5 separate regions of the Homo sapiens genome follow, and all the other regions are linked to region 1. The links are chromatin loops, found by intact Hi-C in ENCODE. Cell type or tissue: HCT116. All regions are shown on one strand. Region 1 overlaps PCCA (propionyl-CoA carboxylase subunit alpha). Region 2 holds the start of ZIC5 (Zic family zinc finger 5). Region 3 overlaps PCCA (propionyl-CoA carboxylase subunit alpha). Region 4 holds the start of PCCA (propionyl-CoA carboxylase subunit alpha). Region 5 overlaps PCCA (propionyl-CoA carboxylase subunit alpha).

The links. A loop is a pair of places that touch in the nucleus more often than their neighbours do. Peaks named below come from ENCODE experiments on the same cell type or tissue, not always from the same donor. Only the 100,000 strongest peaks of a DNase experiment are listed, where the experiment ranks them.
Region 2: a loop joins it to region 1, with 4 times the contacts of the local background. A loop is called at or near these places in 2 of 110 quality-filtered maps.
Region 3: a loop joins it to region 1, with 2.2 times the contacts of the local background. A loop is called at or near these places in 3 of 110 quality-filtered maps.
Region 4: a loop joins it to region 1, with 7 times the contacts of the local background. A loop is called at or near these places in 5 of 110 quality-filtered maps.
Region 5: it touches region 1 in a loop (5-fold over the local background); 8 of 110 quality-filtered maps call a loop at or near these places.

What each region holds. Positions count from the first base shown.
Region 1 is chr13:100,511,966-100,516,965 of GRCh38, forward strand. PCCA (propionyl-CoA carboxylase subunit alpha) reads left to right here. Exons shown (of 24, transcript NM_000282.4): 22 at 3,462-3,602. Among named protein-coding and RNA genes, the nearest start is that of PCCA-AS1, 33 kb to the left of the region's middle. In HCT116, a CTCF peak has its summit at 3,065 (motif pointing left); DNase peaks (open chromatin) are centred at 636 and 3,046; H3K4me3 peaks cover 581 bases; H3K27ac peaks cover 300 bases.
Region 2 is chr13:99,968,069-99,973,068 of GRCh38, forward strand. ZIC5 (Zic family zinc finger 5) reads right to left here and starts at 3,699. Exons shown (of 2, transcript NM_033132.5): 1 at 2,059-3,699. The coding sequence starts at 3,535. In HCT116, no CTCF peak of the experiment used is centred here; a DNase peak (open chromatin) is centred at 2,383; H3K4me3 peaks cover 3,852 bases; H3K27ac peaks cover 3,931 bases.
Region 3 is chr13:100,345,464-100,350,463 of GRCh38, forward strand. All of the region lies in intron 18 of PCCA (propionyl-CoA carboxylase subunit alpha), which reads left to right. All of the region lies in intron 3 of LOC105370335 (a long non-coding RNA gene), which reads right to left. Among named protein-coding and RNA genes, the nearest start is that of PCCA-AS1, 130 kb to the right of the region's middle. In HCT116, no CTCF peak of the experiment used is centred here; a DNase peak (open chromatin) is centred at 2,678; H3K27ac peaks cover 1,756 bases.
Region 4 is chr13:100,086,356-100,091,355 of GRCh38, forward strand. PCCA (propionyl-CoA carboxylase subunit alpha) reads left to right here and starts at 2,738. Exons shown (of 24, transcript NM_000282.4): 1 at 2,738-2,870. The coding sequence starts at 2,766. It overlaps PCCA-DT (PCCA divergent transcript), which reads right to left and starts at 2,588. Exons shown (of 2, transcript NR_132422.1): 1 at 2,278-2,588; 2 at 1-372. RefSeq lists enhancers at 2,268-2,317, 2,348-2,607 and a silencer at 2,888-3,067. In HCT116, no CTCF peak of the experiment used is centred here; a DNase peak (open chromatin) is centred at 2,656; H3K4me3 peaks cover 2,700 bases; H3K27ac peaks cover 1,536 bases.
Region 5 is chr13:100,439,665-100,444,664 of GRCh38, forward strand. The region is part of intron 20 of PCCA (propionyl-CoA carboxylase subunit alpha); the gene reads left to right. Among named protein-coding and RNA genes, the nearest start is that of PCCA-AS1, 39 kb to the right of the region's middle. In HCT116, a CTCF peak has its summit at 3,013 (motif pointing right); a DNase peak (open chromatin) is centred at 3,799; H3K27ac peaks cover 715 bases.

The DNA of each region.
Region 1 (5,000 bases):
TGCTGTCTTTGGGGTGCTGATTTCTGGGGTGCAGGCATACATGCCCAGTTGCAGGATGCTTTTCTTAATGAGGTCCAGTGATAACATCCCTCTCTCACCCAGACTGTGACTAGCCGCCGCCTCCTGCTGCAGCAACCACTCTCAGCCCCCAGGCTTTCAATAGGTCCACGGAAGAGCTGCGTGTCAGTTTTAAAAACAATCCCACTGGTGTTTCTTGTCATTGTCCTGCTCTTGTGGCCTTCCTCCTGACCCTTTCATGTCAGCTGTGATTCCTTTTCTTTCTTTCTTTTAATCTTTTGGGAGAAATTTTCTTGTTAGACATGATTTCACACTGTAGAGGCCATAAAATTAATTTGCTTAGAGACCCGGGTTCGGGTCACCTTTCCGTCATTCAGTCCTTAGATAACACCTCATTCCCTCCCATTACTGTCGTGTGTGGGTTGAGGAGTCCCACCAGGCCAAGCCAGAGAGCAACTGTTCTGTTCTCACTTACGTGGTGAGCTGTTTTTCAAGAACATTTTTTTTCATTTGGCTGTGTGGTCTGGAGAACACCTTCCTAAGCCAGCGGAGTGAAGTTCCACGCACTGACCAGCCCCGAGCTCACTGGAGCGAGTCATCTTCCGGCTCCATGGCAGCCCAGCCCCACCCACAGGCAGCTGCCTGTCACCCACGCTGGCATGTTCCCTCATCCTACCCAGGCAGCGGGAAAACCTGGCTGCTTCTGGGATCCTACTACTCTGTCCTGTCCACAAGCCTTCAGAGTCTTGGATTCCTACCCTCAAACATCAACTTTGTGATTTATCTTCTTGAAAACAACCACAAAAACTTAAAATCAAAACTCTCTAAGGGAGTTTCGCACAACCCTTGAGGAATAGTTAAATGCCCACGGTGAAACCGAGCTTGTACCCCACGGTCCAGGTAGGGGCACATTCCTGAAGTCTCACAAAGCATTGGCTCTCTGTGCCCCCAAAGAATCCAGAGATGCTAGTAAATAGCAGTTTTGATCAGAAGCTTGGAAGGCCCTGGTGTACATTCTTAAATGACTTCTTTTCTGGGGCATCAAAAAGCTTTTACGGTTCTCACCAGGCAGTTCATTCTGATGGGCCCCTACGCTGCACCCTGCTTGGGCCCCATCCCGGCACGCGCCCCGTGCAGCACAGCACAGGCCAGCTGAGAGGCTGTTTTAAGAAGGCGTGTTTGTGTGGTACACTCACGGGCTCAGGACAACATCAAAGGTAATCTTAAAAAGAGAATCTCTCTCTGTCTTCTCTTTTTATATTCAGAAAGGTCATTTCTAAACCAACTATTTGCACCAAGGCCTCTCTGGAGGAGTTTACCCCGTTGTTATTTTTTACTTGCTATTACAATAAGTCACTTATCCCCCAAACAGATTTAAGAACAATAAACAAATACAAAAGGAAAAGGAACATCTCATCAGTAACAAAGACTGCATCTAAAGGCATTGAGTTTGTGATTCTTTTACATCTCTTTCCAAGCAAAGCAGGAGTCCTACAGAGAAAGGAATCTGAAAGATGAAAATTATAAAAATAGTAAAAGGATCCAGTGTTCGTCAGAATCTTGTAATTTCTGGGGAGAAATGAAGCTAAATACAGTCTTAGCGCTTCGTTCATATGCAGGCTGATCTGTGATATAACTAAACTTAGTTTTTGGAGTATATCCACTGTGGGGAAATGTGGTAAATCATATTCTCAGCGAATGAAGATACTTTTCCTGAATTTAGGCTTCATATTTTGAAGTCGAATTCTGCAAAACAAGAAAAAAATAGATCTGTGTGCTACACTGAAAACTGAACAAGGCACGTCGTAAGTCAGTCACACAGAAGGCGCAGCTCAGGGCGATACCAACTAGAAAAGTAACTTTTTTGTTGACTCTGATGCCTCTAGTGATGTTGGATTTTTTCCCCCATTGCAGACAGCACAGATAGGAAAACTGTGCAATTTGGTCCAATTATAGTCCTCTCTGTCCCTCCACACCTTCCCCCATTGATTTAATGAAGGACTTGGAGGTACAATTCACTGATAAATAGTCCCTCTGCCCAGAATGTTTATTAGACTGACAGCAGCGTGCACTCTCCTCGCTTTTTCCCTCACCACTTATGACTCAGATGAATTTTAATAGGAGCAAAAAGCTTTTATTTGCACTGTAATTTCACTTAAGGAACATATCCTTCAGAAACTGGCAGACGCTTCTATGTCTTGATTGCAAAACACACACTCAGGAGTAAAGAAACATGCAAAAGATGTTATTATTCAACCTGTCACAGTGTCGCAAATCCACTTGGAACTTAGGCCATCAAAGCTCTGCCCCCACCCTTTTCAGTAGGCCCTGTGAAGAGGCACTTAGAGATTCCCGCCGTCCCCATGCAGAATTAAAGGGGGAATTATATTTTGTTTTTGCATCCCTGCCATCATGATGCCCACAGGAGGCTTTGAGTTACAGCAGGTTTTTTGAATGAAATGGAGCTGTCTCACTGCTGCTTCTTTCTTACCCAAGAGAAATCAGACCTGGTAGGGATCCAGAACCTTCGGGTGGTGGTTCCAATTTCACCAAGAGACACTTCCTCAAACCATTTTATCTTTTTTCTGTTTGGATAGACCAAATTGTGGCTCATAGATTTATTCACGGAGAGGATAGGAATTCTCTTTTTTGAAATGTTCTGCTTCACTGAACTGCCCTAAATATGCCCGATTGTTTGAGAGCCACCTACAGAAGGTGCCATGAATATACTTGTCTGTGCGTATTTTCCATCAGTGTTTATAACATCTTGATGTTATTGTCTCTCAGTGCAGAAGGCTTTCTCATTATCTTGCATCTTTTCCTAACCATCTTGTTACATCAGAAAGACTACATAGTGCCTTTAAGAAAAGCCAACGTTTTCAGTCATGAATATAACATTTTCTGTCACTGAAAAAATGGAATTTTAAATACTATTTTGCCCAAAATGAACACTGAACCCCATTGTCTTAACTTACTGATACGTAGTGCAGCCGCTCTTGGAGGGCTGTGGGAAGCTGCAACAGCCATCTGCTGCCATCTACTGGCGCCTGTCCACATGTCACCTCCTCCATCCCCTGGGTCTGCCCAGCTCATGGGATTTTCCTTGATAGGGATAAGTTTGTAGGTGGTGAAGGGAATACAAGTAAAATTCTCAGTTTTCTTTATAACGTTTTGAGATGTTTTTCTTAAAGATACAGGATGATACTTATCAATGATTAATTTTAATAACTGGAATAGCCCTTATTTCAAGAACTTTCTGAAATAGCTCAATATATGACAGAAACAAATATATTTTGATGTGTGCAGCAATTGAGAACCATTTGAATTTAAGGCTCTTACTGTAATTTGAATTTAAAAGCTAAAAATTGATTTAGAATGAATGCTACTTTTGAGGAAAATTTCATTTAAACTCATTTATGGTTTGGTTTTGTTTTTCCCTTAAGTACAAGGTGAATATCTTAACCAGACTTGCCGCAGAATTGAACAAATTTATGCTGGAAAAAGTGACTGAGGACACAAGCAGTGTTCTGCGTTCCCCGATGCCCGGAGTGGTGGTGGCCGTCTCTGTCAAGCCTGGAGACGCGGTAAGGGCTGTGTGTGTCTCTCTGCAGGACATGCTGGTCTCCAACTTCCCCTTCCAAAGCGACGGCTAACGGCACAGCACGATTCGGCTCTTTGCAGTTCTTACTTAACCGACGCCCCCTAAACAGCAAAATCGATTGCGTGTGTTGTCGACCTGTTTCACGTTTGCATTACGTTGGTGCCAGGACCCTCAGCGCTTCCCCTCCCAAATGATCTGGGAGTGGAGCAGAAAGAAGGCCAGATGCATTCCATCATTTTGCAAATGCAGTGTTTTGGGAAGTACTTTCCTTAAAAGTGCTGCTTACTCTCTAGTATGCTGTGCTCAAAGCATCCATTGAAGTCATGCCAGGGAATAATACTCCGATGAGGAACTTTTTGCATGATTCCTGGAACAAATGTCTAATTGGGAAGAAGAGTTGAGGAAAGGTTAATTCTGCAATCTGTACAGTACCAGAGCACTTCCATTACTTGGTAAATAAAATGTAGCATCACAGTTTGAAGTTTTTCATCTTGATCTTGTGACATTAAAGCACAAATCAAAGCTATATTATTTCCTCGAGATAACTTACATGGATGAATTGATAGGATGCACACATTTTCTTAGAACATGGATAGAAATCTCTACTGATGAGCAGCAAAAGTGAAAAGAAAACAATTTAGGAGGCAACCAGATTTCCAGGTACACTTAAATACTTGCATTTTTATTCATGTGCAGGAAAATAGCATCCGGACATGACTGTCTCTCATGGATGAGGTGGTGATTCCGTTTTGTATCTCAGGTCACTGGGACTTACATTTTAGTGCCTCCTGATTTCTCAATAGTACAGATAAAATATCTGCTTAACATTGAGGAAAAAATCAGGTAGTTGGCATTGGCTTCTAGAAAAGTATTTGCAATAAATGTGAATATTAAGAAAACATGATCAGTTTTAGTTGTTTGAATGACCAGCCCTGAAACTAATATGCGAAGTTAGAAAACCGACTTAACAGCTGCTTTACCTGGTGATACAGAAATAGAACTGTCCACTTTTTCAGAAAGGCATAAAAGAGGCTACGTGGCTGTGAATTGTTGTTTGCTGTGAAAGCATTGATACTCCTGGAAGAAAGCCCTCTTTAAGACTGTCTAATGCCCACGTGTTAAGGATTTGGGAGAGGCCATAAGAAAAATTACGTGTGTGTGTGTGTGTGTGTGTGTAATGTGTGTAAAATTCAGGGGAGGACATCTTCCTTCTCCAGAGTTAGGGTCGTAAGAGGATAGTCTCGTGGCCTTGACATTAAGAATCGTTCACTTGCACGTGACATTATCAGAGCTGTCAGTGGAATCTTCTAGTGACTAGATATGTAGGTTCGTAAACAATATAAGGGTTTTGTTTTGTTTTTTTCATTTTTCTTAAGTTTTT
Region 2 (5,000 bases), 540 kb before region 1:
GGCACGTGGGTCAGGAAAGGGGCCTTCGGAAGTGGCCCGGGGATTAGTCCCTTTGATCAATCCGTTCCGGGATCCCGGATAACCCCCAAAAGGGAGAGCGGCGTGGCAGGGAGGGAAAGAAGTCCGGATGGGCCCTCTCAGAACACAATGTCCAATAGCTGAGCGGCCCAGGGACCGCCAGAAACACCAAGCGCGGGTTGGAGTCTGAACCCGAGGCGCCTGCGTCCCTCCCGCAGGGACCCCCACGCTCCACCGGGTGGGGCCCACGCGGCCGCCGGGAGGGGGCAGGAAATGCAACCGTCCGCGAGACGCAGAGCCAAAAACCCAAATGACCGCGGGTCCCCTCGCCGCCTGGGGTCCCCCGCGCCCCCCCCGACCCCACGCACGCGCGCGTGCCCCGGGAAGCCACCGGGGACAGTGCGCAGGGCGTGGCCTGTCCCGCCGGGGGCCCGGATCGGCTTCTGCGCCCGCAGCTCCCGGCAGCCGCCTAGGGAAGGCCGCTCCCCTCGCGAGGCCTGGGCAGGCGGGAAGGGCCCTAGGCCGCGCGCGGCCCCGCGCTTGGGAGTTCCCTTTCGGGGCCGGGCTGGGGAGCGGCTTCACGGTCCCTGGATCCTGCCCTGCCGAGAAGTGCTGGGCACAGGAGCGAGCAGCCGGCTTAGCGGGCCAGGGCGTTTTTACGAGAGCCTCCTGGGAAGTTTCTTCCTGGAAAAATCATTAAGGCGGACTGATCCCGATTAGAGAGAAAAGGGGCTCCTGGGAAAACGTGCTCCCCACCGGCCATCAGGCGGCCCGCAGGAGCCAAGCCAAGGCTCCCGCCTCGGGCCACCCCGACGCTGCTGCCCCCGCAGAGCCCCGAGCGCCCCCGGCCCGAGCGTGGGACCCGGCGGCTACCTCCTGGCCGCAGCAGCGCCGATAAATCTGCCAAGTGATTACTGAACGTAAACTCCAGTTACTTAAGTGTCCTCCGAGGGGTAATCGTATCTGTCCCTATAAATCCCGACTGCGTTCGCGCTCATCAGCGCTTCCGCCCGACGCGCTGGTCCGCTCAAAGGGGGCACACGACCCACAGGAGCCATCCACCGCCTCGCGCCGCAGCCGCCCTCCTCAGCGCTGTGGGATCCCCAGAGGCAGGGCTTGAGGTGGGGTGGGAGGGTCCCCACGACGCCGGTGGCTCCCCACCAATTCCACGACAGGGTAGGCCTCACCGATGGTGGGAGGCTCGGGTCCTCCTACAACTAGAACCTTCTCTAGAAAGGCAGATGTCAACTCCAGCACCCTCCAGGGCGAGTGTGATACTGCGTGTGAGAGGGCGCGTGGGGCGTGTAAATGATGTGAGTGTGAGGACACACAGGTGTCGCGGGAATGGGGTGCACGCGCAGGAGGATATGAGTGTGTAAAGTTGTGGGAGACGCACGCAGAAGAAGGTGTGCGTGAAGAGTGTGTCACGGTGGGCGAGTGCGAGTGGTCTCCGGGGTTCCGAAAGCGCATTCCTGTCTTCCCGGAGGGGTCCCTTCCCCTCCCGGAAGGCCTGCCTCGGGCGGCCCAAATCCGGCAGCAAATCCCACGCCCGGTCCTCGGAGCGCGGAGACTGCGCGGGGCCTACGACCCGGTGGGAAGAGAGGCGCTTGCCGGGGCGGCCCGGCCTCTCTTTCCATCGCCCTCCCAGACTTCCCAGGGCCGGGCGGGTGGGGACTGCCGACCGTCCTGGGCGCCTTCCTGCTCCAGCTGCTGCTGCGTCTGCTCCGAGGTGGCGGCGGCGGCGGCTGGCGCGCGTTGCGGGTCCCGGCCGAGGGGCTGCGGGCGCGCTGGAGACTCCGCCGTGTGGGAACCCAACGCGGGGCCTGTGTGTGCTATCGAATTACTTATTCATAGAAAAAAAAAAGGGGGGGAGAGAAAAAAAAAGAAGTCACATGTCCGGGTTATACGTATGCGAAGAGAAGCAGCAGAAGGAGAAAAAAATTAAGGCGAGCAGGAGGAGGAGGAGAAGCAGCGGCGGAAGCGGCGGCGGCGCAGGAGCTGGTGGCGGCGGCGGCGGCGCGGCCGGGGACAGACACCCACCTGTATGAGTACGCTTGTGGATCTTGAGGTTCTCGGAGCGCGCGAAGACCTTGCCGCAGCCGGGGAAAGGGCAGGGAAAGGGCTTCTCGCCGGTGTGCACGCGGATGTGGTTGATGAGCTTGTATTTGGCCTTGAAGGGCTTGCCCTCGCGCGGACAGTCCTCCCAGAAGCAGACGTGGCTGCTCTGCTCGGGGCCTCCCACGTGCTCCACCGTGACGTGATTCACCAGCTCGTGCATGGTGCCGAAAGTTTTGGAGCAGGGCTTGGCGCCGCCGGCCGGGGGCGGTGGCGGCGGCGGCGGCGGCGGCGGCGGCGGCGGCGGCAGCCCGGCCAGCTCGTCGGGGTCGATCCACTTGCAGATGAGCTCCTGCTTGATTGGCTGCCGCATGTAGCGCAGGAAGGCCCCAGCCGCCCCTGGGAGGTGGGGGTGGTGCTGGTGCGGGTGCTGCGCGGGCGCCGGCGGCGGCGGCGGCGCCGGGGGCGGCGCGTGGTGCTGCAGGTGGGGCCCGGGCCCGGCCGCTGCTGCGGCCGCCGCAGCCGCCAGGTTCAGGTTTAAGTTCACGGCTCCGTAGCCGTGCAGGGCGGCCGCCGCTGCGGCCGCAACCGCCCCGTAGTGCGCGTCCCCAGAGCGCGGCGCGAAGGGCGGTTCGGCGCGGCCGTACAGCTCAGCCGCCGCGGCTGCCGCTGCCGCCGCCAGCCCCAGGCGCATCTGGCCGTTGAGCGGGTGCGGGTGGCCGCCTGGGGCCCCCGGCGTGTCGTGCAGCGCGGGGAAGAGCGCCGGGCCGCCGCTGCCGTCCGGGCCCGCGTAGGTGCCGCTGGCGGAGATGAACATGCCGGCCGAGTGGGGAGGCGGGGCCGGGTGCTGGGGGGAGCCGGTGCCGGACCGCTGCTCCCCTCCGAGCGGGGCCCCGTGCATGGCCGCCGCGGGGGCCGTGGCGGAAAGGTCCCTCCGGAGGACGAAGTCCCTGCTGTGGCCTTTGCCGCTGCTGCCGCCGCCGCCACTGTTGGTGGTGGTGTAGCCCGAGAGGGCAGGAGGAGGAGGAGGCGGGGGAGGGGGAGGGGGTGAAGGGGTGGGAGGAAGAGGAGGGGCTGGGGGCGGGGGCGCGGAGGGCTGCGCGCCACTGCTGCCCCCGCCGCAGGGGTAGCTGCCCGCGCCGGGGTGCGCGACCAAGGCTGCAGCACGGGCGGCGGCTGCCGGAGCCTCCGGGTGTGCCGGGAACGCCTGGGAGGGAGGGCTGAGGCCCAGCGTGCTCGCCTGGGCCATGTGCTCGGGTCCGAGCGGAGTGGTGGCCACGCCGGGGTCAGCGCCCAGGTCCCGCAGGCGGAGGTGCGCGACGGCGGCCCGGAGTTGGGAGTGGGCGGGCGGGCCGGCCAGCGCCGGGAAGCCTGTCATATTCTGAAGCGGCTGGACCTGAGCCGTTGCCAAATCCGCTAATCTCAGCGCTGGCGGGTTCCTCTTGCTCAAAGGGGGCTCCATCAGAACTACACAATCAGGCCCATAGACCCTCACTGGGGGGACTTTATTCCCTCTGCCCGCCTTCAAAAACATGTATGTATTGGGCGCTCTTTAACTTCTTTTGTCCTGGCCTCTTAACTCTGCTTATTCCTGTTCCCACTCTATCCTCCAGCGATTGGCAGAGTGAACACCACATTTGAGCTGCACAGTGGGACCGAGATTTTGGAAATGGCACGGGTGGGATTGGAGGGAGCCGCGTGATTGGCAGTAGCCTCGGCTGCTCGATTGGCTCCCGTTCAGGCCCTCGACCCAGCGGGGATTCGCCCCCGTGCTTGCGGCCGCCTGCGCTTTCGCTTCGCGCCCCCTCCTCCGCTGGAGCCACACGTCCCCGCCTCCCCGGGGATGCCCAAGTTGCACTTGCAGAAAGTTTGAGCCTGGCCTGCGCGCGCAGCGCCCCGCTCTTCCTTGACGCACCTCGCGGAGCGCGCGCCGGCACGCGGGCAGAGGGCGCGGGGTGGTGAGGGGCTGAGGACCCCCGAGGGGCAGTCCCAGTTTCAAAAACCTTGGCCTCACTTCTCTGTGTGCCTTCTGGCACCCAAGTACTTTCTGCCTCTACCTCCACCTCTCTTGTGGGGTGGAAGAGCCCTGGGCTGCTGTTTGGGAGAGAAGGGTGAATAGCCCGTCCTACCTGTAGTGGTGATGCTAGAAACTTCTTGTTTGGACACCCAACCTGCCTAGCGCTCACCTAGGGCGCATAGACAGTAGACGGAGTGAAGAAGATAAAGTCTATTGGTTGCAAGACAACTTGAGTGATTTGGCTCCGCGAAACACCAGGTGAAGTCAAAATAAGTCTTTCCCCCAAAGGAACCGTTTTACCTCGACTTTTTATCTCATGGAGAGTCCTTTTCAACATGGTTCAAAGGAGTTGGATGGAAGTGTAATCTCACTACTCATCGGTTCTAGATCTGCCACTTCCAATTAGATCTACAGTAGGGGCGGGGGAGAGGAGATCGGGCAGCGATTCTAACTTTTGCCTTTCGGAGATACAGTGGCGGGGCAGGCCAAACGGCATCTCTGCAGAGAGAAGCCGCTAAATAAGCACCGTCCTTTAAGTAGAATTTCTCCTTCCGGTCCAGATCCCAGTCCACAGTCCACATGTATGCCTCAGTTTCTTTGACTGATCCACAATTAGAACTGATCCAATAAAATATTATTTTGAAATCAAGAAATATCTTTGCTTTTTATTTACTGATAGAATAATCTTTCACCTTTTTATCGTTTTCTCATAAACCAGTCTACCTCTAAGATGTCTTATTTGAAAACCATAAAAACTGGCTTTTAAAAAAGCGAATCCCATCCCTTTCCAGAGGTTTGGTATCAAATCGATTTTTTAAAAATAGAAATTCCCTGCATCACTTTTTGGTGGGCGGAGAAATGTGGGACCCTCCCCCCAAATTAAGGATTTTACTGCCCCAAAAGTGTCCTT
Region 3 (5,000 bases), 170 kb before region 1:
GGGTGAGAGAGGTGAGGAAGCTGCGGAAGAAAAGCTTAAAGCTATCAGAGCTTAGTTCATGAGATTTAAGGAAAGAAGCTGTCTCCATAACATAAAAGTGGAGGGGAAGCTGCAAGTGCTGATGTAGAAGCTTGCAGCAAGTTATCCAGAAGATCTCACTAGCATCATCGATGAAGGTGGCTACACTGAACAGCAGATTTTCAATGTAGATAAGACAGCCTTCTATTGAAAGAAGATGCCATCTCATACTTTCATAGCTAGAGGGGAAAAGTCAATACCTGGCTTCAGAGCTTCAAAGAACCAGCTGACTCTCTTGGTAGGGGCTAATGCAACTGATGACTTGAAGTAGAAGCCAGTGCTCATTTACCATTTCATAAACCCTAGGGTCTTTAAGAATTATACTAAATCTATTCTCCCTGTGCTCTAGAAATGGAACAACAAAGCCTGGATGACAAAATGTACATTTACAGCATCATTTACTGATTATTTTGACTCCACTGTTGAGACCTACTTCTCAAAAAAAAAAAAATTTTTTTTTCAAATGATTGCTGCTCATTGACAGTGCACCTGGTCACCCAAGAGCTCTGATGGAGAAGCACAAGGAGATTAATGTTGTTTTCACGCCTGCTAACACAACGTTCATTCTGTAGCTCATGGATCAGGGAGTCATTTTGATTTTCAAGTCTTATTATTTAAGAAATACATTTCACAAGGCGATAGCTGCCATAAATAGTGATTCCTATGATGGATCTGGACAAAGCAAATTGAAAACTTTCTGGGAAGGATTCACCATTCTAGATCCCCTTAAGAACATTTGTGCTTCAATGGGCAAAATAAAAGATCAACATTAACAGGAGTTTGGAAGAACTGGCTTTGAGGTGTTCAAGATGTCATTGAAGGAAATAGCTACAGTTGGGGTGGAAATAGCAAGAAAACTAGAAGTGGAACCTGAAGATGTGACTCAGTTGCTGCAATCTCGTGATAGAACTTGAATGGATGAGAGTTGCTTCTTATGGATGAGCAAAGAAATTTTGCTTAAAAAGCAAAGTTTTTAAGATGGACTCTGCTTCTGGTGAAGATGCTGTGAACATTGTTGAAAAGGATTTTAGAATATTACATTAACTTAGTTGATAAAGCAGCGGCAAGTTTTGAGAGGATTGACTCTAATTTTGAAAGAAGTTCTACTGTGGGAAAAATGGTATCAAACAGCATCACATGCTACAGGGAAACCTTTCATGAGAGGAAGAATCAATTGGTTTAGCAAACTTTATTGTTGTCTTATTTTAAGAAACTGCCGCAGCCTCCCCAGCCTTCAGCATCCATCAGCCTGATCAGTCAGCAGCTACCCTCTATCAGCAAAAAGATTATGACTCACTAAAGGCTCAGATGAGGGTTAGCATTTTTTTAGTAATAAAGTTTTTTTTTTTGGAGATGGAGTCTCGCTCTGTCGCCCAGGCTGGAGGGCAGTGGTGTGATCTTGGTTCACTGCAACCTCCGCCTCCTGTGTTCAAGCAGTTCTCCTGCCTCAGCCTCCCAAGTAGCTGGGACTACAGGCACATGCCACCACACCCCACTAATTTTTTTGTATTTTTTAGTAGAGACGGGGTTTCACCGTGTTAGCCAGGATGGTCACGATCTCCTGACCTTGTGATCCGCCTGCCTCGGCCATCCAAAGTGCTGGGTTTACAGGTGTTAGCCACCACGCCAGCCTAAACTACTTTTTAATTAAGGTTTGTACATTGTTTTTAAGAGCTATCGCACACTTAATAGACTACAACACAGTGTAAACGTAACTTTTATACACATTGGAAAAGTAACAAATTCATGTGACTTGCTTTATTGAAATACTTGCTTCATTGCAGTGGTCTGGAACTGATCTCACAGTATCTCCAAGGTATTCCTATATACTAAAATGCATTCTGAAACTCTTAAGAGCAGGATATAGTTGGACTCTTACCTACACTCTTTTTTTCTTGTGAAAACCTTTTTCCTAAAAGCTCTTTGAAAAATTAATATTCCAATGAATGCTTTTGGGAAACACAGAGTATGTTATATTGTGATTTGTAGTGTTTTAGATAGTTTAAACACAACATTCCTTAGAGATTGTTGAAATATTTAGGGCAATTGCTTTATAAAGTGGAGGTTAAGAAGCAATCTTTATAGTCTTTGCTAATTTCTAGCTAAAATTGTAAATGTGATAATTGCTACATTAAAAAATTTAAGTATCTTATTTTTTAACTCATTATCTTTTAGAAGTTAGAAACAAAATATGTATTTATGAAATATGTAGACTGCAAGTTCACTTATCCAGATAATTGCACATTTATTTTCTATACAACAAGCAATTGTTCATTTTTGGTGAGTTTATTTTCTGTTGAAAAAAAGGTACTATCACTTATTTAGTATTATCAGTTTATTGTAAAATTGCTACACCCTATAACAGTGTAGAGCTGTAACATTTAGTAAATATAGTGTTCTTCTTCAGGAAGCATAATCTTGTGTAGCTAAGTGAAGCTATGTTTCTGGCTTGCTTACTGAGGAGGTCCTTGACACCTACATCATGAAAGCTGATGTACGGTGTTTGAACCTTCACATTTTGGCTTTAGAGTCATGTTTTCACAATCGGCTTGGGAATGGATTCTAAGAGTCACCCTCCAGGTGTGGCTCTGTATTGCTTTGTCATGGGTGTGTCCGTGAAATGTTTTTCCTTCCAAACCAGTAGCCCACAGCCCTTCCTTTGTGTTGCTTGTTTTGGCTGCTGATCTTATTTTCCCAATTTCTCTATGGGCTTCACTCTTTCATCATTTATGACTTGGAAAAACACATTAATAATACATACCCCTAGTATTTGGATAGTAAAACAATAGTGGTTCATTTTAGAAAAAAAGAAAAGTTAATGTCAGAAACAATAGCCATTTTTTGGGGGATGACTATAAAATGAATTTGATGAGCTCAATCTTTTTCTGACTTACCATGAAGGCTTCTTTTTAATAATTATTCTTAAACACTTATATTGACAGAAATGAATCATTAAAAGCTAGTTATATTAAACAACCACTTTTTTTAAAAGCTAAAATGATTTTGTTGACATTGTAGTTTGATATAATAATTTGTTTCACTAACTGGTAATGATTGGAAGAAAAAATAGTAAAGGTAACATTTTAATCATTTTTAGTAATCTTTATTTTTGCTCAAAATGTCTGTTTTTTCTTGGATCTGGATTCAGCTTTCTTGAGAATCAGCTTTTACTTTCCGTTTTTTTTCCTTTCTTTCTTTCTTTCTTTCTTTCTTTCTTTCTTTCTTTCTTTCTTTCTTTCTTTCTTTCTTCCTTCCTTCCTTCCTTCCTTCCTTCCTTTCTTTCTTTTCTCTCTCTTTTTCTCTTTCTCTCTTCCTCCCTTCCTCCCTTTCCTTTCTTTCTTTTCTTTCTTTCCTTCCTTCCTTCCTTCCTTTCTTTTCTTTTCTTTTCTTTTCTTTCTTTTCTTTCTTTTCTTTCTTTCTTTCCTCAGTCTTGCTCTCTCATCCGGGCTGGAGTACAGTGGTGTGATCTTGGCTCACTACAGCCTCTGCCCGCTGGGCTCAAGCAGTTCTCCTGCCTCAGCCTCCCAAGTAGCTGGGATTACAGGCATGCACCGCCAGGCCCGGCTAATTTTTGTATTTTTTGTTTGTTTGTTTGTTTTGAGACGGAGTTTTGCTCTTGTTGCCCAGGCTGGAGTGCGATGGCGCAATCTCAGCTCACCGCAACCTCCACCTCCCAGGTTCAAGCAGTTCTCCTGCCTCAGCCTCCCAAGTAGCTGGGATTACAGGCGTGCACCACCATGCCTGGCTAATTTTTTTTGTAGTTTTAGCAGAGACTGGGTTTCTCCATGTTGGTCAGGCTGGTCTCGAACTCCTGACCTCAGATAATCCACCCACCTCGGCCTCCCAAAGTGCTGGGATTACAGGCGTGAGCCACCGTGCCTGGCCTAATTTTTGTATTTTTCGTAGAGACTGGGTTTTGCCCTGCTGGCCAGGCTGGTCTCAAAATCCCAACCTCAGGTCATCCACCTGCTTTGGCCTCCCAAAGTGCTGGGATTACAGGCATGAGCCACCACGCCCGGCCACTTTCTGGTTTCTACTTTATCCTCATAATTTCCCTCTTGGTATTTGAGCAGGGGTTAAAGACTCAGAAAAAGAAACAACTTCACTATGGCCTATAATATTAATGGAAATACTTCAGCCTGAAAGGTTAAAATAAAGCACTCCCTTTGGTGGAGGATGACTTTGGCTGCATGGAATCAGTGTACTTTGTGCTCAGGCTTAGGAGAACATATCAAGTATCACGGCTGGCTACACAGCCTGGTGTCAGTTTAACTCTTTCAGCCACAGTAGCATAACGGGAAATTACTTCCTCTTGGGTTCTTTGTATGTGCAGTCATTGTGTCTGCATTTGTATTGTATTATCTTTCCTCATCTGGCTTCCTGATAAAATGGAGAATCGATTTTTTAGTGATTTCTGCCTAGCAGAGACAATTATCTGTTTATTTTTCTTTGCCTTTCCTGGTTTCAGATATAGAATTTATTCACCTGTTATTAAATTTTCAATTAGATGATAAAAGTTTAAGGTTTTTGAAATATGATCTTAACCACTGAAAGATGAGTGGGGTGAGAAACATAGAAAAAAGTAACCGTGTGAAAATAATTCCCAAGGAAAAGCCGGTATTGTTGAACGGGTACATACTGGCTCTTTTACTAAGATGTCTTCTGAATTAAAAGAGCATGTGAAATTATAACACATTTATACGTCAATGAAAATAAAACAACTTATCATAACTCGTTTCATACTCTCAGATAAGCCACTTCACTGTGACAATGAAGGTGACGTGATACCTAACTATACAATAAAAAAAAATAGCACTTTAAGTATATATTTACAAACGTATGTATACACTCTTTGTGTTTGGAAATAGCTACGTTCATTTGAGCAAATAAATCCCCTAAAAGCAACAAGATGGGAGAAAACA
Region 4 (5,000 bases), 430 kb before region 1:
GAGACAGTCCAAGTCTGCTGTGTCCTCAACTTCCTTGGGGGTATTTTCCTTACAATCTATAACTTTTTTTTTTTTTTTTTTGAGATGGAGTCTTGGTCTGTCGCCCAGGCTGGAGTGCAATGGTGCAGTCTCAGCTCACTGAAACCTCTGCCTCCCGGGTTCAAGTGATTCTCCTGCCTCAGCCTACCGAGTAGCTGGGATTACAGGGGCCTACCACCATGCCTGGCTAATGTTTGTATTTTTAGTAGAGATGGGGCTTCACCATGTTGGCCATGCTGGTCTCGAAGTGCTGACCTCGTGATCTGTCCGCCTCGGCCTCCCAAAGTGCTGGGATTATAGGCGTGAGCCACTGCTCCCGGCCACAATCTACAACTTCAAATGGAAAAGGCAAAGATAAATATTAGTCCTCTATCAGTAAGGACACACATGTAGCTGCTGTAACAAAGGCAAAACAAAAAAACACAATGCAATAACTTAAACAAGATACAGTATTTTTCTTGCTTGCATAAAAATCTGAACAAAGCACTCCAGGGTTGACGTGGCGGCTCCACAGAATCAGGCACTAAAGGCTCCTGGTATATTGTTTTGTCTCCCCGATCACCTAACTTCCTTCTTATCATCTGAGATGACAACTTTACCTCCACTGTAGTGTCCACATTCTGGCAAACTGGAAAGAGGAGAAGGGCAAGTGGAAAGCAAGCCTTTCCCTTTAAAGGTATAACCCAAAAGTTGTCTATGTCACTTGTGCTTATGTCCCATTGGCCAAAACTTAGTAACCAAATCTTGGTAAGCACCCTTGCTGCAGTGGGAGTTGGGAAATGTAGATCTTTGTTTAGGTAAGAAAGAAGAGGGCATGGAGGGCACAGTCCTTACATTCCAGACCTTAGTCATGGCGCTACACCTCGTTGTAAGGGAGGCTAGCTATTGCAGCCTTTCGCTGGGTGGCCATGTACCCAGCTAGATCTCAGGGGCACTCTTACTAAAGTAATGCATGGAGAATGGATAGCATGAGAAGCAGTTTCTGCTACAAGTGCCTTTCATAAAAAGAACTCCTATAAGAAAAACAAACAGGGCCTAAGGAAAACTAATCCAAAGGGTAAAACATGGGGAAAAGACAAAAAACAAAAGAAAAAAGAAAAGCAAGTTTCCCAGGTAGAAAATGAATGAAGACTGAGGTACATAAGTGAGAAGTCCTGTAAAATTGATAATCCTTTTCATTTTGTCACAAAAGTCCCTACTTACATTCTAAAATTCCATTAAATGTCACCTTTCTGATATCCCCATTTTATTTCTCTCTCTTTGGGCATTTACCATGCTGTAGTGTACTCTAGGCCATTCCTAGCTTTGTAACTCTCTCAAGGTGACTCTGCAGGAGATGCAAAGTAGTTAAGAGGAGAACCCCCAATACTGATGTGTTTATAGGTGAGGTGGTCTGATGTCTTAGATTTGCTTTAAAATATTCCTGCACAAAATAAAAAGGGGAATAGATGAAACAAGATTGACAAAATGTTGATTCATTGACGCGGTGTAATGGGTATCTGGGTGATCATAGTACAATTTTATCTCTTTTGTATATATTTTAAAATTTCCATAATATAGCAAAACATGAGCCCAGTCCCTCAAGGCAGCCAGATTTGGGTTCAAACCCTAGTTTGACCTTTTACTCGCTGAGTGACTTTACCCTGCTACAGCTTCAGTTTCTCCAAATGGAAATAATATATACTCCATTAAGGTTCTTGTAAACTCTCAAGTAAGAGGGAATCTGAGGCTCTAGCACACGGCCCGGCCCTTAATAGTTGTACTAATTTTTATTTTATTTTTCGAAACGGAGTTTGCTCTGTCACCCAGGCTGGAGTGTAGTGGCATGATCCGGCTCACTGCAACCTCCACCTCCAGGGTTCAAGCAATTCTCCTGCCTCAGCCTCCTCCCGAGTAACTGGGATTACAGGAGTGCGCCACCACGCCCAGCTAATTTTTGTATTTTTTAGTAGAGACGGGGTTTCGGCATGTTGTCCAGGCTGGTCTCCAACTCCTGACCTCAGGTTATCCTCCCGCCTCGGCCTCCCAGAGTGCTGGGATTACAGGCGTGAGCCACTGCGCCTGGCCAGTAGTTGTACTAACAAGGGTTTCTGCTTGCGAGCAACAAAGACTGACTCTAGTTGTGGCTAATTTCTTTCACACACACATATTAAGTGCCAGAGGTAGGACTTGAGCTCGGATCTCTGATTTCCAGACCTAGAACTTTTTATGTGTTATTACAGTCGTTAAAAACCTTACCTGGATTTGTGCTTTGCAATTTACGCTTTCGAACATGCAGGAATGTAGTTTGGGCATTTGTCTGGAACTTCGGATTCTCGGGACTCCAGGGTGGCCAAGGCGCGGAGGTGACTCAATGACATTGACCGGCCTGGATGCACGTGGGTTGCTGAGCCGATGCTGGGAAGGTACGGGGTTTGCCCGGTGCAGGCCGCCGGAACTCACGCACGCCCCTGTCTCTCTCACTCCTGGGGTCGGCTCTGGCCGGTGGCCTCCAGCTCAGCTAGCGGCCGGACGCGCAGCCCGCCGACTAGCCCTCCAGGTCCTAGCGCGACTCCCGGATCCCGGATCCGGCGGATCTGGCCGACCACTCACCCTCCCCTTTCCGCAAGTTAGGGGGCGGGGCATCGGGTTTCTGGCTCGTGATTTGCCGGAGCTCCTGCGCTCCCCTTCTCCACCCCCTCCGGCTGTGTGAGAGGTCAGCAGAGGGGCGGTCTGCGGGGACAACAATGGCGGGGTTCTGGGTCGGGACAGCACCGCTGGTCGCTGCCGGACGGCGTGGGCGGTGGCCGCCGCAGCAGCTGATGCTGAGCGCGGCGCTGCGGACCCTGAAGGTGAGGAGCAACGGGGCCTCGCGGGTCCGGGCTTCACTGGGCTTCTAGCCGTGCCGCCTCTGGGCGGCTGGCGCCGGGAGAGCGCTGGCTGGGTCCGGCTGCCCCCGCGCCCCGGTTCCGCATCAGCTACACCGCTTGCTTTCCTCCCTCCCGGAGTTCGCGTGGCAGCGGGCTCAGGAGGCATCCCTCGTTGCAGCTGTTCCTCGCGGGGATCCTGCGGAGCAGAGAGGCCTAGGGCAGAGGCAGTTGGGTGCCCGCACGCCCTCCGAGGCGGCTGATGGCTTTGGGCAGGCATATTGCTCGAGGTCTGCTTCCAGGGCCCCGCGGCATTGGCTTTGTCTTAAGCTTTCCAGGGTGTCTTTTTAGGTGTCCTTATAGTTTCCGTGTTCTGTTGCCTCTTTCCAGCATTTTTGAAGGGACACTGTGAACTGTTGCTTAAGTAGTGTTAGGGTTGTGAGTTTGTCTTATCTTTTAAAGTATTATACCATGTCAGGACTGCCAATAGATTTTACGTTTCATTTGAAAGCCTGTTTTAATTGTATGACACCCCAGTCTACTGTGTACCAAATGCATCCCGTGAACTTACTTTCCTTTTCGGTATAGTGGTGAGCCTGATTTTGGCACTGTTCTAAACACATTTCATGACTGTTCTGTATACCTAGGCTGTCATGATGGCAGATTGACAAACAGGTTGGAGTGCTTGTGTGTGCTTCTGAGCTCTGTCTCCAGTCAATGTCGAGTCTGTCGTTAATTCTGGGGCACAGACCACCTAACCTACTTTATAAGGTTTGTTGAGGCACTTGAACACATTCTTTAAAATGAAGGTCCCCTGAAAACCATCTGTCAGCTGGTTCAGTGTGCTTGTTAAACTTCCTTTTAAAAAATAATTATTAAAACATTGCCACATAACTTGATTTATAGTCATTTAATTTTAGACGTTGAAGACACTTTAGAGACGACCTGCCCCATCCTACTCTTTAAAGAGGAGGGAACCGAGCCCCAGGTGGGCAGTATGAGAGCTGGAGCTTATCGACATGGAAGTGAGTGGCACCTATGTTTGTTTTGTGTCCAATTCAGCGTGCGGACTTTCACTGTTTTCTGTGTTCCCATACAGTTTAGTGTTCTTTAATCTTTATCATTCTGTTCATCTGTGTTGGCCACTTCAATTGCAGCTGTAAGACTTATGCATTTACATAGGAGGCAAGTTAGTATGGTGTAAAGTGTGGGCTTTGGGGTCAGGCGCATGAGGCTTTGTATATTGGACAGGTCTCTTCCTTGGGCGTCAGCTTCGTCCTTGTAGCTATTTTTTTCAACAAATATTTACTGAATATCTCCTGTCTTCCACTTCTGGGGAATGAATATGGTTTCTGCTTTCTTAGAAATTTTACTCTAGTAGGGAGACTGTAACAAGTGTAAAATGGTATTAGGGGAGATGCCCGGGTGCTATAAGAAAATAAAATAGAGGGATTTGACCAAGCCAAGATTTTGAATTCTGTGTTCTAGATACTGTTCTGTTGCTTTGCTTGAACTAATTTATTCAATCTCACAACAGTCGTATGTCCCCCATTTACAGAAGATGAAAGTGAGGCACTGAGTGTTAATGTGACTTGCTCGAAGCTATAGTGCCAATAAGTGGCAAACAGGATTTAGAACTCCAGAACCTGTGCTCTTAATCATACTATGCTATCTACGGTAAGGGAGTGTTTTCCTTTGGAACTGAAAATTGAGACAAGTTTTGAAGGATGAAGTGACCTTTTCTAACAAACAGAGATGAATGTTATAGGTGAGAGAGCAGTGTATGCAAAGGTCCTGTGGCCAGAGGGAATGACAGGTTAGAAGAACTGAAAAAAGCCTACAGAGGCTCTGATGCAGAGAGTAGATGGTGTTGGGGAAGCTGGCAGGAGTCAGACCATCTGGCTCTTATAGATCACATTATGAGGTTTGGTGTTTGTCTTAGAGCAGTGGGAAGACATTGATGTTGGAGGTGGGAGGGATGACACTGACATTTTAGATTGGAGAGGCTGAGAGGAAGGCTGTTACTGTACTTACTGTTGTACACTTGTTATACACTTACTGTGTAATACATACGCTTTGATGATTCTTACCTGGTTTTTTCCTTTTAATGTGTTG
Region 5 (5,000 bases), 72 kb before region 1:
ATACTAGATTTTCATCGTGCATAGTCACGTTGTTTGAACATTTGCAAGCAGAGCCGACTAACTGCTGTTGGCCTGTTTCTTTGTATGGCGTGATTTCTTCTATCCACCTGCTCACAGCAGGTTGCCTTCAGGCCTGAGGAGTAGCTAAATACTTTTGAAAATATCTTGAGATCCTGCTAAGGTCTAACAATTTCTGCATTTGTGTGATGTGAAGCTATTCATGCTGTACCTTTGAAGACTTTTTTCTTTCTATTTCTCATATTCTTGCTCAAATATTTTCAAAAGAAGATAAATTTATTATAAATAACAGTGCAGAGCTGATTGTAGCACCACTGCATTCTATATTGAATAGGTCTTTGATATTCAGCTAAGTGGAACTAATTTTCTATGTTAAAGCAGACAAATTTGGAATAGTGTCACATGAATCTCATGTTATTTACTGAAGAATACCAGATTAAATGGATTAGTTGTGAAATGACTAGAGTATTAAATTATATATATATATATATATATATATATATATATATATATATATATATATATATAAAACGTGATAACTTAAAATGCCCAGTGGGCCTATGTAATATAAAATATTACACAAGCACATGAATATGATGGACGAGATGTTATTCTGTTTGCAGATTGTGAAACTATCTGTAGTATATATACAAATGGTTGTCCACACAGAATTTGAATCAATTTTAAAATTGTAACCTTAAATTTCAGTTTTGAAGAAAATAAATTGTTGATTTTCATATCTACTTGAGAGGAAGTTAAAAATGTTATTTTCTTTTCAGTTTTTTTTAGATTAAAATAGCTCCCACACCCTCCAAGAATAAACTTTAGTTTTAATCCTAATAACTGTTTATAGATAGTAAAATTAATATTTTAATTAGAAAAATAAAGCGGCATACATTTTTGCCTGTACTTTGCTGGTACACAAATGAATTGGGAAGTAATTGTCTTATGTTTTCAGTCCTAAAGTGTTTTACAGGTTTTAAAAATGTTCCCCCCACCCCCATCTGTTTGAAGTCATTATTATTTTGTACTTTACACATGTGATTTCTCTAGAATCATTGCATGTGACATGACACTCTCAGGATATATAGGATATATAAATATATAACTTAGAATAAGTAGAGGTTGGTATTTTTCGAATGAAGTAGGAAATGAAAGAGTAATTATTAACCATATCCTTTTTACATTCCTGACATATCAATACAGCTACACATCTTAGAAACAAGCTCACCAGTAGAACAGAAATAACTCTGTTGACTCTGCTTTAAAATATTTCAAGGCAGTTTAACAGCTGGGATGTATTTACAGCTATGGTATAAAGTATTAATTTTGATGCAAGGCTACCTGCTTTTGTAATGTAGTCCTAGAAGCTTAGCAGTTTTCTGGGTTTTATAATTTGGAGTTGCTTTTAAAATTTAACCGAATGGGAAAATGTCTTTCTGAACTTCCCCTTCCCACACCCCCACACATACAAGCTTTTCTCCTCTTCTGTTAACTAGAAAATTATATTTTCGTTGCTGCCTGAGGAAGAGAATTTTGAGTAGTATAAACACTGATTGTAGTAAATGTGGAAAATAATACAAACAGCTGCACTGCAGACCGATAAGACAAATCCCACAGTAATGGCCTTTAAAACATATTACCAAGTTGGAAATCAGTGAGGGGAAAAAGAAAACTATTACTATTTCTTCCTCTTACTGTTCAGTGACATTATTTTTAAAGGTGAAATTACCTCTGGTTTTATTATCCTAGGAAGGTATTTTTGGAACATTTGATTTATTGTTTTGCAAATGTTTTTGCCTTTGTGTGAATAACTTTGCTAATTTTGTATGAATTTGATTCTAACAAATGTTGAAGTCATTTTGTTAACAAAATCTTCTAAAGTATTTTTTAAAGAAATAAAAAGGAATATATTATGTAAACATTGGAGCAGACTATCAAAATAAGAAAAGGAGAACATTTTTATCTGGCTTTGGAGTGCCATTTAAAATAGGAAAAGGGATGAAATATTTGCAGAAAATATTTTAATAAGCGTGGATATGTTTCATCAAATACAAGTCTTAATTTTTATGAAGAATTTTGCTATTAGCATATCAAGTGGTCAGTTCATATTTGTTTTGGCATGCATTAGACTCATGATAGGCATTGAATACTTTGTTTTTTGTGGATTCTAAAACTGAATTATCTTAATCCTAGGCTCTAGGAAAAGTATATCTTACTGCTAGGGAAGATTGAAATAAATTCCAGTTCTGAGTGAAATTTTATTTCTGTTTTTCTTTACATCAATCTTTTCTTTTTCCTTTTTTCTTTTTTTTTTTTTTTTATTTTTGAGACAGAGTCTTGCTCTGTCACTCAGGCTGTAGTGCAATGGCATGATCTCAGCTCACTGCAACCTCCGCCTCCCAGGTTTAAGCGATTCTCCTGCCTTAGCCTCCTGAGTGGCTGGGATTACAGGCGCGTGCCACCATGCCCGGCCAATTTTTGTATTTTTAGTAGAGGCAGGATTTCACCATGTTGGCCAGGCTGGCCTCAAACTCCTGGGCTCAAGTGATCCGCCTTCCTTGACCTCCCAAAGTGTTGGGATTACAGGCGTGAGCCACCACGCCTGGCCTGTCCTTCCTTCCTTCCTTCCTTTACAAACTGTGGGAGAGTGGTGAAAAAAAGGTGACAGTCATTATATATGTAATTGTGACCTGCTTTAAATTGAATGCAATGTTAAGGACAGCTTATTGGTACTTATACCTATGGTCACACATTCATTGATACAGTTTGTTTTTAATGTGAAAATTTGTTTCCATTTTACATAATACAAAATTACTTCTATTTGCCTGGGAATGAATCTAACCTTTGTAGTGTCAGCCAAAGGAATGATAATATTGTTTTAGTGTCTCCTACATAGAAGGGAACGCCCAGTATGGCCTAGGCAGTGTTCTAGACTCTGCAGATAGAACAAGGAACAAGACTTACCTTCCAGCAGGGGGAAGTAGATACTAAACATGTAAATACCTAAATAAGGTGATTTTAGTACTAAGAAGTTGGATGAAGACTATGAAATTGATAGAAAGTCACTAGAGAAGGCAGCTTTAGCAAGGATGGCTAGGAAGTCCTCTCTGAATAGCTAACACTGAGCTGAGACCTACGAAGAGGAGGGGGCAAACGTGCAGAAGTCTGGGGGAAGGAAGTCCCAGGTAGCAGAAGGGGCAAAGCAGAGGCTCTGAAACGGGACAAGCTTGTTTTGTGTGAAGGCCAGTTGGGGAGAGTGGAACGAGGAAGACAGAACCAGATCATCTAGGGGCCAAAGAACTGTTTTGTTTTGTGTTGTTTCTTTCTATTCATGTTGTGGAGCGTTTGGAGGGTTTGGGTAGGAGAGTGATGTGATGTGATTTTTTAAATCATTGCAGGCCTTGGGGTAGAGACAGAGAAATCATTGATTTGACCATTGCAGACCTCAGGTGAGAGGTACTGGTGGCTTAGACCAGGAGGCACCGTCTGTTTCTATGGGGCTCACAACTTGAGTGGTTATTACATTTTTAAATAGTTGGGGGAAAAAATTAAAGAAGAATGTTTCATCCAGCCTGGGCAACATAGTGAGACCTTGTCTCTACAAATAATTTTTTTAAAAATTGGCTGGGTACAATGGTGCATGCCTGTGGGTCCAGCTGCTTGGGAGGTTGAGGTGGGAGAATCGCTGGAGTCCAGGCAGTTGCTGTGGAGAGCTGTGACCATGCCACTGCACTCCAGCCTGGGTGACAGCATGAGACACTGTCAAAAAAAAAAAAAATCAATAATGTTTCATGACCCATGAGAAGTATGATGTCACATTCAGATCTTATTGATGATAAGCAGTTAACTAGAACATAGCCACATTCATTCATTTTTGTCTGCCATGTATAGCTGCTTTTGCAGTTTTTGTCGTATGAAGCTGAATGCACAGACTTTCTTGCCACGCAGCAGTTCAGTGGGTTATTGTGATTTTTTTTTTTTTAATCTCAGGACCAAGATTAAAGTTTTTTGTGCAGAGTTGCAGGTAGCCAAATTACTTTTTGTATTCCTGTGCCTTAGATTCCTCATCTGTAGAGCAAAATTGAGATCGTCTTTCAGGTCTGTTTGCTCTCCACATCCTAAGGTCCTAGGTCTGAATCAGACTTAGTTCTTCTGTTGTGGCTGCTTAGCACATCAGGCTCCTAACTGAATGATTGTAGTGGTGTTTTACTCGGTCTCCTAGCCTCGTCCTTCCCCATTCTATGTATCTTCAGCATGACCTCAGACCACCGTCTTTCTAAAACATGAGCATGTCACACTCCAGTTCTTAACTGTAAGAACTTTGTCAGGTATGAGCTCTCTTTGTACAAGATCTGACCTGGGTTTATAATTCCTTCCTGGTTTCCTTTCTTGCCACTTCCACCTTCATCCAACCCTATTTCTGGCCACGCTGAACTGCTTAACATTCCCTAAACTTGCCATGCCATCGTGCCATCCCTTAATCTGAAATTTTTGTTAACTGTCTCATCAGCCCACAATTTTTTTTTTTTTTTTTGAGACGGTGTCTCGCTCTGTCTCCCAGGCTGAAGTGCAGTGGTGGTGCAATCTTGGCTCACTGCAACCTCCACCTCCCAGGTTCAAGTGATTCTCCTGCCTCAGCCTCTTGAGTAGCTCGGATTACAGGTGCCACCACCACGCCCGGCTAATTTTTATATTTTTAGAAGAGACGGGATTTCACCATGTTGGCCAGGCTGGTTTTGAACAACCTTTTTTTTTTTTTTTTTTTTTTTTTTTTTGAGACGGAGTCTCGCCCTGTCACCCAGGCTGGAGTGCAGTGATGCAATCTTGGCTCACTGCAAGCTCTGCCTCCCGGGTTCACGCCATTCTCCTGCCTCAGCCTCCCGAGTAGCTGGGACTACAGGTGCCCGCCACCATGCCCAGCTAATTTTTGTATTTTTAGTAGAGATGGAGTTTCACCATGTTAGCCAGGATGGTCTCAA